2 separate regions of the Homo sapiens genome follow, and region 1 is linked to region 2. The links are chromatin contacts, found by Hi-C or POLR2A ChIA-PET in ENCODE. All regions are on one chromosome and are shown on one strand. Each heading gives the region's core, a stretch centred on a gene start or an enhancer-like site at or near the end of the contact. The rest is flanking DNA. Distances are from core to core; before and after follow the strand shown. Region 1 overlaps CUX1 (cut like homeobox 1). Region 2 overlaps CUX1 (cut like homeobox 1).

The links. Hi-C counts contacts between places; a loop is a spot of excess contacts on that map. ChIA-PET counts read pairs that join two places held with the same protein, here RNA polymerase II (POLR2A). Pooled maps may share reads with other maps.
Region 1: a map of heart right ventricle shows a loop between it and region 2 (29-fold over the local background). The contact joins two enhancer-like sites. A Hi-C loop is called at or near these places in 1 of 168 maps with a recorded cell type or tissue (heart right ventricle), 2 of 37 single-sample maps with no recorded cell type and 2 of 50 pooled maps. POLR2A ChIA-PET finds 5 or more read pairs at or near these places in 4 of 52 experiments (GM12878, WTC11 and activated T-cell).

The regions. Positions count from the first base shown.
Region 1 is chr7:102,149,237-102,155,642 of GRCh38, reverse strand. The region is part of intron 8 of CUX1 (cut like homeobox 1); the gene reads right to left. Among named protein-coding and RNA genes, the nearest start is that of SH2B2, 130 kb to the left of the region's middle. RefSeq lists an enhancer at 2,109-2,814 and a silencer at 5,318-5,459. Within about 2 kb of position 2,707, at least 8 of the 41 ENCODE cell types and tissues checked have a DNase peak (open chromatin) inside an H3K27ac peak, as active enhancers do; they include heart right ventricle, where a contact is called at or near this core.
Region 2 is chr7:101,923,304-101,929,380 of GRCh38, reverse strand. All of the region lies in intron 2 of CUX1 (cut like homeobox 1), which reads right to left. Among named protein-coding and RNA genes, the nearest start is that of CUX1, 110 kb to the right of the region's middle. Within about 2 kb of position 1,433, at least 3 of the 41 ENCODE cell types and tissues checked have a DNase peak (open chromatin) inside an H3K27ac peak, as active enhancers do; they include heart right ventricle, where a contact is called at or near this core.

The sequences.
Region 1 (6,406 bases), core at 1,458-3,957, 220 kb before region 2:
ATTCAGAGCGTAAACTCCTTCAGACACAAAATAAAAGCTTGCAAACTTTACTTAAGGCAAATTGCAAGGATTTTTTGTGTTGTTTTTTTTTTTCTTTTTGAGACAGGGTCTCACTCTCACCCAGGCTAGAGTGCAGTGGTGTGATCTTGGCTCACTGCAACCTCTGCCTCTTGGGCTCAAGCAGTCCTCCCGCTTCAGCCTCCAGAGTAGCTGGGACTAGTGGTGTACGCCAGCATACCTAATTTTTTTTTTTTTTTTTTTGGTAGAGACAAGGTTTCACCATGTTGCCCAGGCTGGTCTTAAACTCCTGGGCTCAAGCCATCCACCCGCTTTGGCCTCCCAAAGTGCTGCGACTATAGACATGAGCCACTGCGCCTGTCCCAAATCACAAGTTTTAAACACAATTTTGTACTTCAGTTAGTTACCTATCGTGTATTTCCAATGTCCACATACACAGGTCAAAACTGCCCTGGCTACCGTCATTCACTCATTCACTAGCTCCACTAGTGTTTCAGACCCCTAAAAGTTTCCTGGTGCTGGAATGGGCACATAGAGATGCAGGCTTAGGTCCTGCGTATCTCATCTATGTCATAGATTTAAAAGATGACAATGAAAATACATAGCTGCTGCGTACCCACAACAAGATGTGCAGAGGTTGACAATTGCCTAAATCCTCCTCTGAATGCATCAGCAGAGCTGGCTGCAGAACTTGGGAGGTGGATGGGGACTGGTCCGGCTGGTGAGTGAAGAGACACTGAATGTGGGTCTAGGTGAGCACTTTTCCTAATGGCTCCAGTGTGCCCCTATATAAGCCCTCTCTTTCTTTAATTCTGGCTATTTTCATTTGAATACTTCTATTCTGTTTGAGACTACTGTTATTTGGATATTGTTGGCATAGCTACTTCTGTCTTCCATGTCATTTAACTTTTCTTTTATATTTTGCTATTTCTTTATCCTTTTCTTGCTGCCTTCTGGATCAAGGTTAACTTGATCTAACTGGTCTTTAGCTATTTATTTATTTATTTATTTATTTATTTATTTGGAGACAAGCTGGAGTACAGTGGTGTGATCACGACTCAAGGCAGCCTCAGTCTCCTGGGCTCAAGCGATCCTCCCACTTCAGCCTCCCTAACAGCTAGGACTACAGGCGCATGTCACCATGCCTAGCTAATTTTTCTATTTGTTTTTTTTTTTTGGTACAGATGGGGGTTTGCCATGTTATCCGGGCTGGTCTTGAACTCCTGGGCTCAAGCGATCCTCCCACCTCAGCCTCCCAAAGTGCTGGGATTATAGGTGTGAACCACTGCACCTGAACTATTTTCTACTTCCTCTTTCTGGAATTCCTATTAGGTGGATGTTGGAGCTCCTGAATTGATCTCTAATTTTCTTTTCTTTCTAACATCTACATCTATATCTTTTTAGTTACTTTCTGGGAAATATCTTCATCTTTATTTTCCAGGCTTGTGTTGATTCTTTTATTTATTTACTTAAAAACATTTTGTTTATAGAGATGGGGTCTTGCTATGTTGCCAGGCTGGTCTCGAACTCCTGAGCTCAAGCAACCCTCTGGCCTTGGCCTCCCAAAGTGCTGAGATTCCAGGCATGAGCCATCAGACCCAGCTGGCAATGTATCCTTTCTTCTTTGCTCCTAAGTTATTCAATTTTTTTACGCTGTTACTTCCACTTGGTCCATTTGAAAATTACCTGTTGGTTTCGCTTCACACTGCCAATATCTTCCTCTGTTTCCCTGAGTGCCTTTGTGGTGCTTTGTCTTTGTGGCCCAGCTGTCCTGCCTCATATCACACCCACTGTTGGGGTCTGGGTGTGTCTTTCAGAAGCACTGCCCTCCTCTGGGGCCCAGCTGTTTTTGCTTGTGTGTTTGGGTCCTCCAGGGATACCAGCCGCTCTTTCTGGCAATGTACACGGTGGGAGGACAGAGAAGCCAGCCCTGCTGCGTGTCTCTCAAGCGAATTGAAGGAGAAAAACACACGGTAGGCATTCAATGCCTTTCTGCCGAACATAGGAAGGAAGGGAAGGGGATGGCCCCCATCTCTGAGATGCCTTGCCGATGACTCCTCCCTGCTGCTTGGCAACCAGGAAAACCCTCTGGCCAGGTAGCTTACTTAGCCTTGACTCTTCCGGGAGCAGCAGCAACAGGAGGACACCGTCTCCCTGGGTGCAGCTCCCTGATCTTGGGAGTGCGGAGCTGAAAAGCTGGAGGCGTGGCTGCCTGGGGGTGCTGGCCCGCCCCTGGCTGCTTTCATCCACTCCTCACTTGCGACCTGGTGTTGCCAGTGGCCAAAGGCCCAGGCATAGAGAAGAGCAAAGTTCCAGGGGCCCAGCTTTACACAGAGGCCGGCTTGGCAGGGCTGGGGTCCATGTGGGTCGAGTCCAGTTCCTGCCAGGTTTATGGGGCCTGGGTGGGGCTTGGGCACCTCCTGGAAAGTGCACACTCTCTGGATTTCTTCTCAGATAGCACATGGCTTTGGATTTTCATCAGGACACCGAATATCCGGAAAACCACGCCTCATCTCCAGAAGATTTCACATCATTTATAAAAAAATCAGTCCCACTGACGCGGGAAGGTGCAGACTTGGCAGTGTGAGGCAATCCTGGAAGTGAATTTCAAGTTTTCCATCTCCTGGTCAGTTGTGCTTTGGTTACTAAGCAACTGCTAAACGGACCAAAATACTGAATGTGATAACAAGGACTGCACTTACCTTTCATGACAAAAGCAACTCTCTTTCCCCAGGCTTTCGAATGACAATGACGACACCACACTCTGCAGTTGCAGGGCAGGCCTATTCCATACCAGGGATTGTGGTGACAGCCAGGCTCGGAGGGGCTGCTGTCTCCATTCACAGAAGGGACCAGAAACCACAGGAGGAGACAATGGGAGGAACCAGGGATGCAGTTGGCGAGGAAACGCTCTGATTATTATTTTAAAAGTCGGCCAGATGCAGTGGCTCATGCCTGTAATCCCAGCACTTGGGGAGGGCAAGGCAGGTGGATCACCTGAGGTCGCGAGTTCGAGACTAGCTTGGCCAACATGGTGAAACCCCGTTTCTACTAAAAGTACAAAAATTAGCCGGGTGTGGTGGTGCATGCCTGTAGTCCCAGCTACTTGAGGGGCTGAGGCAGGAGGAGCATGAGCCAAGATGGTGCTACTACACTCCAGCCTAGGTGACAAAGTGAGACCCTGTCTCAAAAAAACAAACAAACAAAAACAAACAAACAAAAATCTGTATGTTTGTTACTCATTTTTCTGAGAATTCTTTTTTATTTTTGATACAGGGTCTGGTTCTGTTGCCCAGGATGGAGTGCAGTGGTGCGATCATAGCTCACTGCAGCCTCCAACTCTTGTCCTGAGCTCAAGTGATCCTCCTGCCCCAGTCTCTTGAGTAGCTGGGACTTATAGGTGTGCACTAGCAAGCCCAGCTAATTTAAAAGAAAAATTTGTTTTTTAGAGACAGGGGTCTTACAATGCTTCCCAAGCTGGTCTTAAACTCCTGAACTCAAACAATCCTGCCTTGGCCTCCCGAGTAGCTGGGACTACAGGTATGCACTGCCACACCTAGCTAGTTTTTTCTTTTTTGTAGAGACAAAGTTGATCTTGCTATGTTGCCGAGGCTGGTCTTGAACTCATGGCCTGAAGCGATCCTCCTGCCTTAGTTTCCCAGAATGCTGAGATTACAGGCCTGAGCCACTGTGCCTGGCCCATTATTAATTTTTCTAAGGAGGTATTCTTTTTTAAAAGCCGAAAGAAAAATACAACTAGCTGAGTAAGTGCGATCGGGGGCTTTGGAAGATGTGAGTGTGGCCATCAGTGTTTGCAGACCAGGACCAAGGAGGCGGGTCTTGCTTTGGGGCACCTCCCAACCAGGTTTTTTTTTTTTTTTTTTTTTTTTTTTTTTTGAGACAGAGTCTCACTCTGTCGCCCAGGCTGGAGTGCAGTAGCACAATCTCAACTCACTGTAGCCTCTGCCTTCCCAGTTCAAGTGACTCTCCTGCCTTAGCCTCTCCCAAGTAGCTGGAATTACAGGCACACCCAATCACAGCTAATTTTTGTATTTTTATTTTTATTTTCTGAGATGGAGTTTCGCTCTTGTTGCCCAGGCTGGAGTGTAATGGCATGATCTCAGCTCACTGCAACCTCCATCTCCTGGGTTCAAGCGATTCTCCCTGCCTCAGCCTTCCGAGTAGCTGGGATTACAGGTATGCGCCACCACACCCGGCTAATTTTTGTAGTTTTAGTAGAGACGGGGTTTTATCGTGTTGGCCAGGCTGGTCTCGAACTCCTGACCTCAGGTGATCCACCCGCCTCGGCCTCCCAAAGTGCTGGGATGACAGGCGTGAACCGACGCGCCCAGCCCCACCCCAGTCTTAATCATCCACTTTCTCTCCAAACTGCTGCCTCCTCCCCCCACTGAATTAATCCTGCCTGACAAACTGTCTGCAATAAGTAATACAAAAATGCCCAGGGGTTAATACCACAACTGTAAATGTAATCTTGGAAGCGCAGTAATGAATTAAATGGCATGTGGTTTCATGGTGTGAGTGTCAACAGTATTCCAAAGATTTTTCATTCTCTTCATGCTGAAGGCTCAACTAACCACATCAGTATCTGCAGCCTGACATTGGTCTAAAATCATTTATTTTCCAAAGTCTGTAATAACCGCACATATTGTTTGCTCAGCAAAATGATTTATTATAAAAATTTAGATCTCTCACGTTTTTATGAGCTGACGAAACAGCTTCCACTGATCTATTAACCTGCCCGGTATTATGCTCAGCTCTGACTTCAAATAGCGAATAATTTCAGTTTGGCCTAGAATATGTAGTTCGTTCAATCAGTTCACCACAGATCATTTCAGGGTATTCTCTGGGCTAACACACAGTTTTTATGAGGAACTGAAAAGGACATGGTCAAGGTCGATGGAAGGGAAATTATATCCACGCTGGAAATTCTAGTATTTACTTTCACGCAAGCCTCCTGGGGGCTAACGCGTGGCATCGGGGCACGGTGTTGGCGCATATTTCAATACCCAAATAAGCACGCTGGCATCAGGAGCTGTTAAAACGAGCTGTTAAAACAAAGTATATCTACAAGGCAGTTGGAAAAACATACAGAGCGGCCTTCAAAGACTAGTGTATCTTCTTAGACTTGATTCATAAGCCAATAGTCTCGGCCGGGCCCAGTGGCTCACGCCTGTAATCCTAGCACTTTGGGAGGCCGAGGTAGGTGGATCACTTGAGACCAGGAGTTTGAAACCAGCCTGGCTAACATGATGAAACCCTGCCTCTACTAAAAATACAAGTATTAGCCGGGCATGGTGGCGAGCGCCTGTAATCCCAGCTACTCGGGAGGCTGAGGCGGAAGAATCGCTTGAACCCCGGTCACAGAGGTTGAAGTGAGCTGAGATCGTGCCACTGCACTCCAGCCTGGGTACCAGAGCGAGACCCTGTCTCAAACAAAACAAAACAAAAAAACAAAGAAAACAAAAAAAACCCACCAATAGTCTCAATACCAGATCATAAAGTTCTTTGGCATTGAAAGGAGAAATATCTACAGATTAATTCTTCCTGCTTTAAAAGAAAAGCTCCAGTTAGGTTTGATCAAGCGAACTCTCCCCTTCTACCCCAGGGCTGCACGTGATGACCTGCTCTGTCCTTAAGGGGGGACATTTTTCACCACAACCTACACTGCAGGTGAGGCTTCCTTAGCACAGGGGGTAGAGGAAACGGACAGAGGTGGGGCTCGCTGGACCCTGTCCAGAAAGAGCAGGTTGCTGAAGCGGTGGAGACAGGGCCAGGCTCTGAGGAAGGTCACTTGGCTCTAGGTCTGGAATCCCCTTAACTCGGGGGGTCAAAGAGTTGGGCAAGGGGTGGGGGACAAACCTATAGGAAAAGCTGATCGGAGCACAAACGCCTGAACTTACGGAGAAGGGCTGGTCTGCAGTCTCATGCGAGCCAGGGCAAGATTACTCCCAGCAAAGGCACCTGCTGTGGCTGTCGTGCCCTGATGGCGATGGGCCCAGCTCAGACTGAGACAGGGAGGTCTCCCACCAATAACGCCCATGGGGCACCTACCATGAACCACACCCAAGGGAAACAAATGTCCCAGGGGAGGAGTGGGCAATGGCGTAGTGGCGCTGGGACTCCCTTCTCGCTAGCACACAGGAATACACCCTGCACATCCTAGGAGCTCAGCAGGGATATACCGGGCATGGGTGGGTGGGTGGGCAGGGACCCCCTTCCTGTCTACCCAGTGGGAGGCGGAAGGAAATGGCAGCCACCAGCGATTCAGCACAGTGACATCCCAGAAAGTGGTACAAGGGCCTCTGCAGACACCAGGAGAAACAGTATCCCGGAGTAGGGGACATCCAGTCTGTACCCTGGAGGATGA
Region 2 (6,077 bases), core at 184-2,683:
AAGTCCAGCAGCAAACATTTCCACTCTATGAACAGTGAAACTAATGCAAAAGGAGAGAAAATTACTCTCTAGACACATATGGAAGAAGGCAAGTTTTAATTTTACTGTATCTGTTCAAGTCCGCAGTAGAAACTAGGGTCTACCCTAGGCTTTAATAATTTTTTTAAGTGTTCGTTTATAGCTTTATTTTATTTTTATTTATTTTGAGACGGAGTCTCACTCTGTAGCCTAGGCTGGAGTGCAGTGGCACGATCTTGGCTTACTGCAACCCCCATCTCCTGGGTTCAAGCGATTCTCCTGCCTCAAACTCCTGAGCTCAAGTGATCCGCCAGCCTCAGCCTCCCAAAGTGCTGGGATTCTAGGTGTGAGCCACTGCCCTCCGTCACATTTATAACTTTAAAGTCCATTTGTGGCCGGGTGCAGTGGCTCACGCCTGTAATCTCAGCACTTTGGGAGGCCGAGGCGGGTGGATCACGAGGTCAGGAGATCGAGACCATCCCGGCTAAAACGGTGAAACCCCGTCTCTACTAAAAATACAAAAAATTAGCCGGGCGTAGTGGCGGGCGCCTGTAGTCCCAGCTACTTGGGAGGCTGAGGCAGGAGAATGGCATGAACCCGGGAGGCGGAGCTTGCAGTGAGCCGAGATCGCGCCCCTGCACTCCAGCCTGGGTGACAGAGCGAGACTCCGTCTCAAAAAAAAAAAAAGTCCATTTGTGAGGCCGGGTGTGGTGGCTCACACCTAGAATCCCAGCACTTTGGGAGGCCGAGGCGGGCAGATCACAAGGTCAGGAATTTGAGACCAACCTGGCCAACATAGTGAAACCCCATCTAAAAATACAAAAATTAGCCAGGCGTGGTGGCAGGTGCCTGTAGTCCCAGCTACTTGGGAGGTTGAGGCAGGAGAATCACTTGAACCTGGGAGGCAGAGGTTGCAGTGAGCCAAGATCGCGCCACTGCACTCCAGCCTGGGTGACAGAGGGAGACTCCATCTCAAAAAAAAAAAAAGAAAAAAGAAAAAAAAAAGGCCATTTGTGAACACAATTTCTCAAAAGAGTAGATTTTGGTAACATGAACACAATAAGCCATTTATTGACCTTCTACTTGGTGCCTGGGTTGTTCTGAATCCCTATAAGAGTTCATCCAGCCCATAATGACTCCGAGGTCGTTATCATTCCTATTTTTTGAGATAAGAAAATAGAGGCTTAGACGTGATAGAACGCAGCATGTTTTTGACTAAAATTCCAGGGCACATGAATCTAATGACAGTGCTTCCCTTTTGACAGTTATTAAACTCTCAGATAATGCGTCTTTTATACTTAAAATAGCCCTGTAAAAACGGCTGGACACATGAAGGAAGCGACACATGGCTCTCAGGAAGGAAAGGGGATGCCGGCCTTGTTGACGTTTCAGCAAGGGGCGGGGGCAGACAGACAAAGCGGCCGTCCTGAGATGCTCCCGGAAGGAAAGCAGGGCCTGCGGGGTCTTCAGATGCCACCCGCCGCCCCTGGGCCAAGCCCCGCAACAGCTCTGACCACTTCCAGTGACAAGGAACAGAGCAACTGGGAGATTAGCTCCTCGTTAATTACCTAAGAATTGCCTAAGAATTAATTACCGAAGAATTACCTAAGAATTTCTGGGCCTTTGGCCCAGAAAACAAACAAACAAAATAAGGTCTCTTTGAAACTCCACAATTCATTGACTAATTTTGTGTGTGTGTTTTTGTTTTTTTTGAAGATAGGGTCTTGCTCTGCCGCCCAGGCTGGGGTGCAGTGACGCAATCATAGCTCACTGCAGTCTTGAACTCCTGGGCTCAAGGGATCCTCCTACCTCAGCCTCCTGAATTACAGGTATGCACCACCACGCCCGGCTAATTTCTTCATTTTTTTGTAGAGATGGGGTCTCGCTATGTTGCCCCAGCTGGTCTCAAACTCCTGGTCTCAAGCAGTCCTCCCACCTCAGCCTCCAAAGTGCTGGGATTACAGAAATGAGCTACCGCACTTGGCCAACTGAATTTTCTAATGCCCAGATTAAATAGCATCCCTGGTCTTAGAAAGCAGAGAGACTGAATCTGACGCTTCAAAGTAAGTGAGTGGTTACAGCCAAGATGATCAGGGCTTTACATGGAAGAAATGTGGGGGACTCCACTGCTAACAGCTTGCCAAAATTAATCAATGGTTATTTCAAAATTTGCACTAAAGCCTCCGTGTGTGTGTGTGTGTGTGTGTGTGTGTGTTGTGTTGACAGGTGATACAAAAAGTCATTTTGCATTCTTAAGATCAAAACACGTTCTCTGACTCCCCAAAGTACCTTCGCCCATCCTTGATCACTCACTGCCATCTTGTTCTGTCTGAGCTCTTACCGCCACCTGAAATTATCTTGTGCATCATTTGTTTACTTGGCCACTGCCAGATCTCTGTGAGATCTGGAATCTTCTCCCTCCATCCCTGCTGTATCTGACTGCCCCTGGCCCTAGAAAAGGGCTCAGGACTACTTGTAAAAGAAAGCAAGGAAGGAAAGAAGAGAGGAGGGTGTTTGTTGAGCACCTACTATATGCTCTGTGCATCTGAATTCATTTCACCTCCTGGGTGAAATGGGATAGCACCAATTCTTCCTGCTTATACATAAGGGGACCAAGTCTTAGAACAGTTTTTGACCTTGCTCAAGGTCACTGCACGTCACCACTTACTAGTTATGCGTTCTACTCCTGGCCTGAGACTGGACATTCAGCCTCCAGGACCCCTTGAAGTAGGCAGGGTATGTTTTTTGCAGACGAAGAAACTGGGGTTAAGTTTCTGTCACAGTGCCATGGAGGTCACAATACTATTAATGCTGTTGGAGCAAATGAAACCAGGGCTTGACTAGCATTCAATGTCCCTGGGCCCAGGCAACCTCCTCTTCCCTACAGGCCCCTGCTGGTGCCCTCCAGACCATGCGGCAAAGTCTTGCTGGGATGTAGGGGGATAATGCAGCCACCTTCCCTGACTGGGGCCCGAATTAGGTTCAAATTGCCTTCATTACTGGTCCCACTCAAGGCACCTCTTCTCCCCTAGAGACCCAAAAGAAAGAAAATAATGTCTTGGGTTGATAAACTGGCTTAAAGGGTTTAATTGGTAACAGTTAAAAGTTCACTTTTAATTTTTAAACTTTTTCTAGTTAAAGGCTTATTATAACTTAACAGTAGGTGATTCTAGAATGATTAAACACACAAGTTGATTACTGGGGTTTTCTCATTTTGCCAAATCCTGGAGTAGACTTTTTAAAACCAAACTGCCCCCTGCAAAAATGAAAATTCACAAGATACTTTTCTGTGGGGAGTTTCTTTAGAGGATGAGAGAACAACTGAATAAGAAATCTCTTCGGGGGTTTCTGACACCCCCATGAAGAGAGGAATTCTTTTTTAATTTAGTTTAGGTTTTTTGTTTGTTTGTTTGTTTGTTTGTTTTGAGACGGGGGTTATAACTCTGTCACCCACATTGGAGTGCAGTGGTGCAATCATGGCTCACTGAAGCCTCAATCTCCTGCTAGACTCAAGCGACCCTCCTACCTCAGCCTTCTGAGTAGCTGGGACCATAGGTACGCACCACCACTCCCAGCTAATATTTCTATTTTTCTGTAGGGGTGAGGTCTCACTATATTGCCCAGGCTGGTCTCCAACTCCTGAGCAAAAGCAATCCATCTGCCTCAGCCTCCCAAAGTGCTGGGATTATAAGCGTGAGCTACTGCACCTGGCTGAATTTTTTTTTTAAATAACAGCTTTATTGATGTATAATTTATATACCATACAACTCACCCATTTAAAGTACACAGTTCAGTGGCATTTGGCATATTCAAAGTTGTGCAAGTATCACCACTGTCTTATTCTAGGACATTTTTATATTCCAAAAAGAAACCTCATACCAACTATCAGTCATTCCTCATTCCTCTATCCCCTCACCCCTGGGGGTTTCTATCTCTATAGAAATCTACTTTTGGCCAGGCACTGTGCCTCATGCCTGTAATCCCAACACTTTAGGAGGCCGAGGCAGGTGGATCATTTGAGGCCAGGAGTTTGAGACCAACCTGGCCAACATGGTGAAACCCCATCTCTATGAAAAATACAAAAAAATTATCTGGGCACAGTGGCACATGCCTGTAGTCCCAGCTATTTGGGAGGCTGAGGCAGGAGAATTGCTGGAGCCTGGGAGGCAGAGGTTTCAGTGAGCCGAGATCGAGCCACTGTACTCCAACCCGGGTGACGGAGTGGAATTCTAGCTCAAAAAAAGGCCCCATTGTGTCACATCAGGGCTGTGGGCCTTCAATGAAGCCAACTCAATGGGCTCAACGTGATGAAAGGAAAATGAGGCTGGGCTTTTCACTTTTCTGTGTGCAGTGGTTTTAGGGTCTAATGAGGAGTAAAACAAGATTTGTTGATAACAGAGAAGAGTTGAGAGTCCAGTGGGTAACACTGACATATCAAGGAGTAGCCGATGATGCCTGGATGCTGTTTCATGTTTAGAAAGCATCAAAGGCCAGGTGTGGTGGCTCACGCCGGTAATCCCAACATTTTGGGAGGCTGAGGTGGGAGGATCGCTTGAGCCCAGGAGTTCGAGATCAGCCCGGGCAACAAAGTGAGACCCCCATCTCTACAAAAAATAAAAAATAAAAAAAAATAACCAGGTGTGGTGGTGCACGCCTGTAGTCCCAGCTACTCGGGAGGCTGAGGTGGGAGGATCATTTGAGGCTGGGAGGTTGAGGCTGCAGTGAGCTGAGATCATGCCACTGCTCTCCAGCCTGGGCCACAGAGCAAGACCCTGTCTCCAAAAAGAAAAAAAAAAAAAAGGAAAAAAGTAATTGGGATGATATGTGACTTTGCTAAATCCTCACGTCAATGCCAAGATGGGGTTACAACGATCACCCTCACTTCACCACCTGACTCGCCCAGGGTCCTGGGGGGTGTGCAGGGCCATGGAGCCCTGGTGACTATCTCAGGGCAGCCTGTGCACCACGTGTCCACTGGAGTCGCAACTTTATTTTTAAGTGACTCTCTTTTTCCAGGCTGAGTCACTCTGGTGGTGTCTATATAAAGGCTGTCGAGGCAGTGACTAAATGCGTTTGGGCCCAGGCCACAACTATATATTACTACCCTCCACTCCCTCACCCATCCTGCTAGCTCCTTTTCTCACCGAGAGTGAAAAACGAATCATAAAAGTTCACAGCATCTTCCCATCCTCTGTCCTCCTCCCCATGGCAGAGATAGCATCAGGTGCGTGGCTTCCTGGCTTACCCCGCACACAGTGCATCCTGATCAATAAAAAGGAGGGACCTCCTCCCCTCACCGTGCCTGCCAGGGTCGGGAAGGAATCCACAAATCTAGCCAATTTCAACGATGGTAAAAGATTCCTTTCCAAGTCCTATCTCAAGACAACTCCCAAGCCTGAATTTTTACAACTGCTACCCGGGAACACAGAAATCAGAGAAATGCGCCAGGCCGGCGTAGAAGGGGCAGAGGAAGATGTTGGCACCCAGGAAAGGAAAAGAAAGTGGATGGGCAGTTCTGTGAGCAGCACAGGGTGCTCCCTGTTGCAAGGTGGGCATGCTGAGCCAGGCGTCTCCGACAGTCAGGGCTGCCGCCGCAGCCAACAAGAGCCAGGATGGAGACCTGGGTGTGACATCATGTGCATCTGAGCAGGACAGGTGTAGAAAGCACAGACACAGACTGTGAGCACCGCAGACCAGGCATCGTTGGGATTAACGTTCCAGAGATCAAGAAATGTAGAGGCAAAAATACATCAGGGCAAAAATGACCAGTGACGGCCCCTGAGCCGCAGCTCGGCTCTCCTCCCAGAGCAACGGGGTCTGTTTTAGAGGAGACAAAAATTAACTGAGCAAAGTCCTGCAGACAGACACCCAAGAAGCGTTCTGGAGTAGGACTGGGCCGACTGACGTCACCAGGATGAGGGCTGGGGATGGTTTCATGATAAAATCACAGCATCTCAGGAATGTGGTTCTCCTCCTCTCTTTTCTCCCATCAGAGAAGGTTCCTCCCATATTGAAAAGAAGCAGAACAAAACCCAAAACCATCCCTGAGCTCTTTCTGG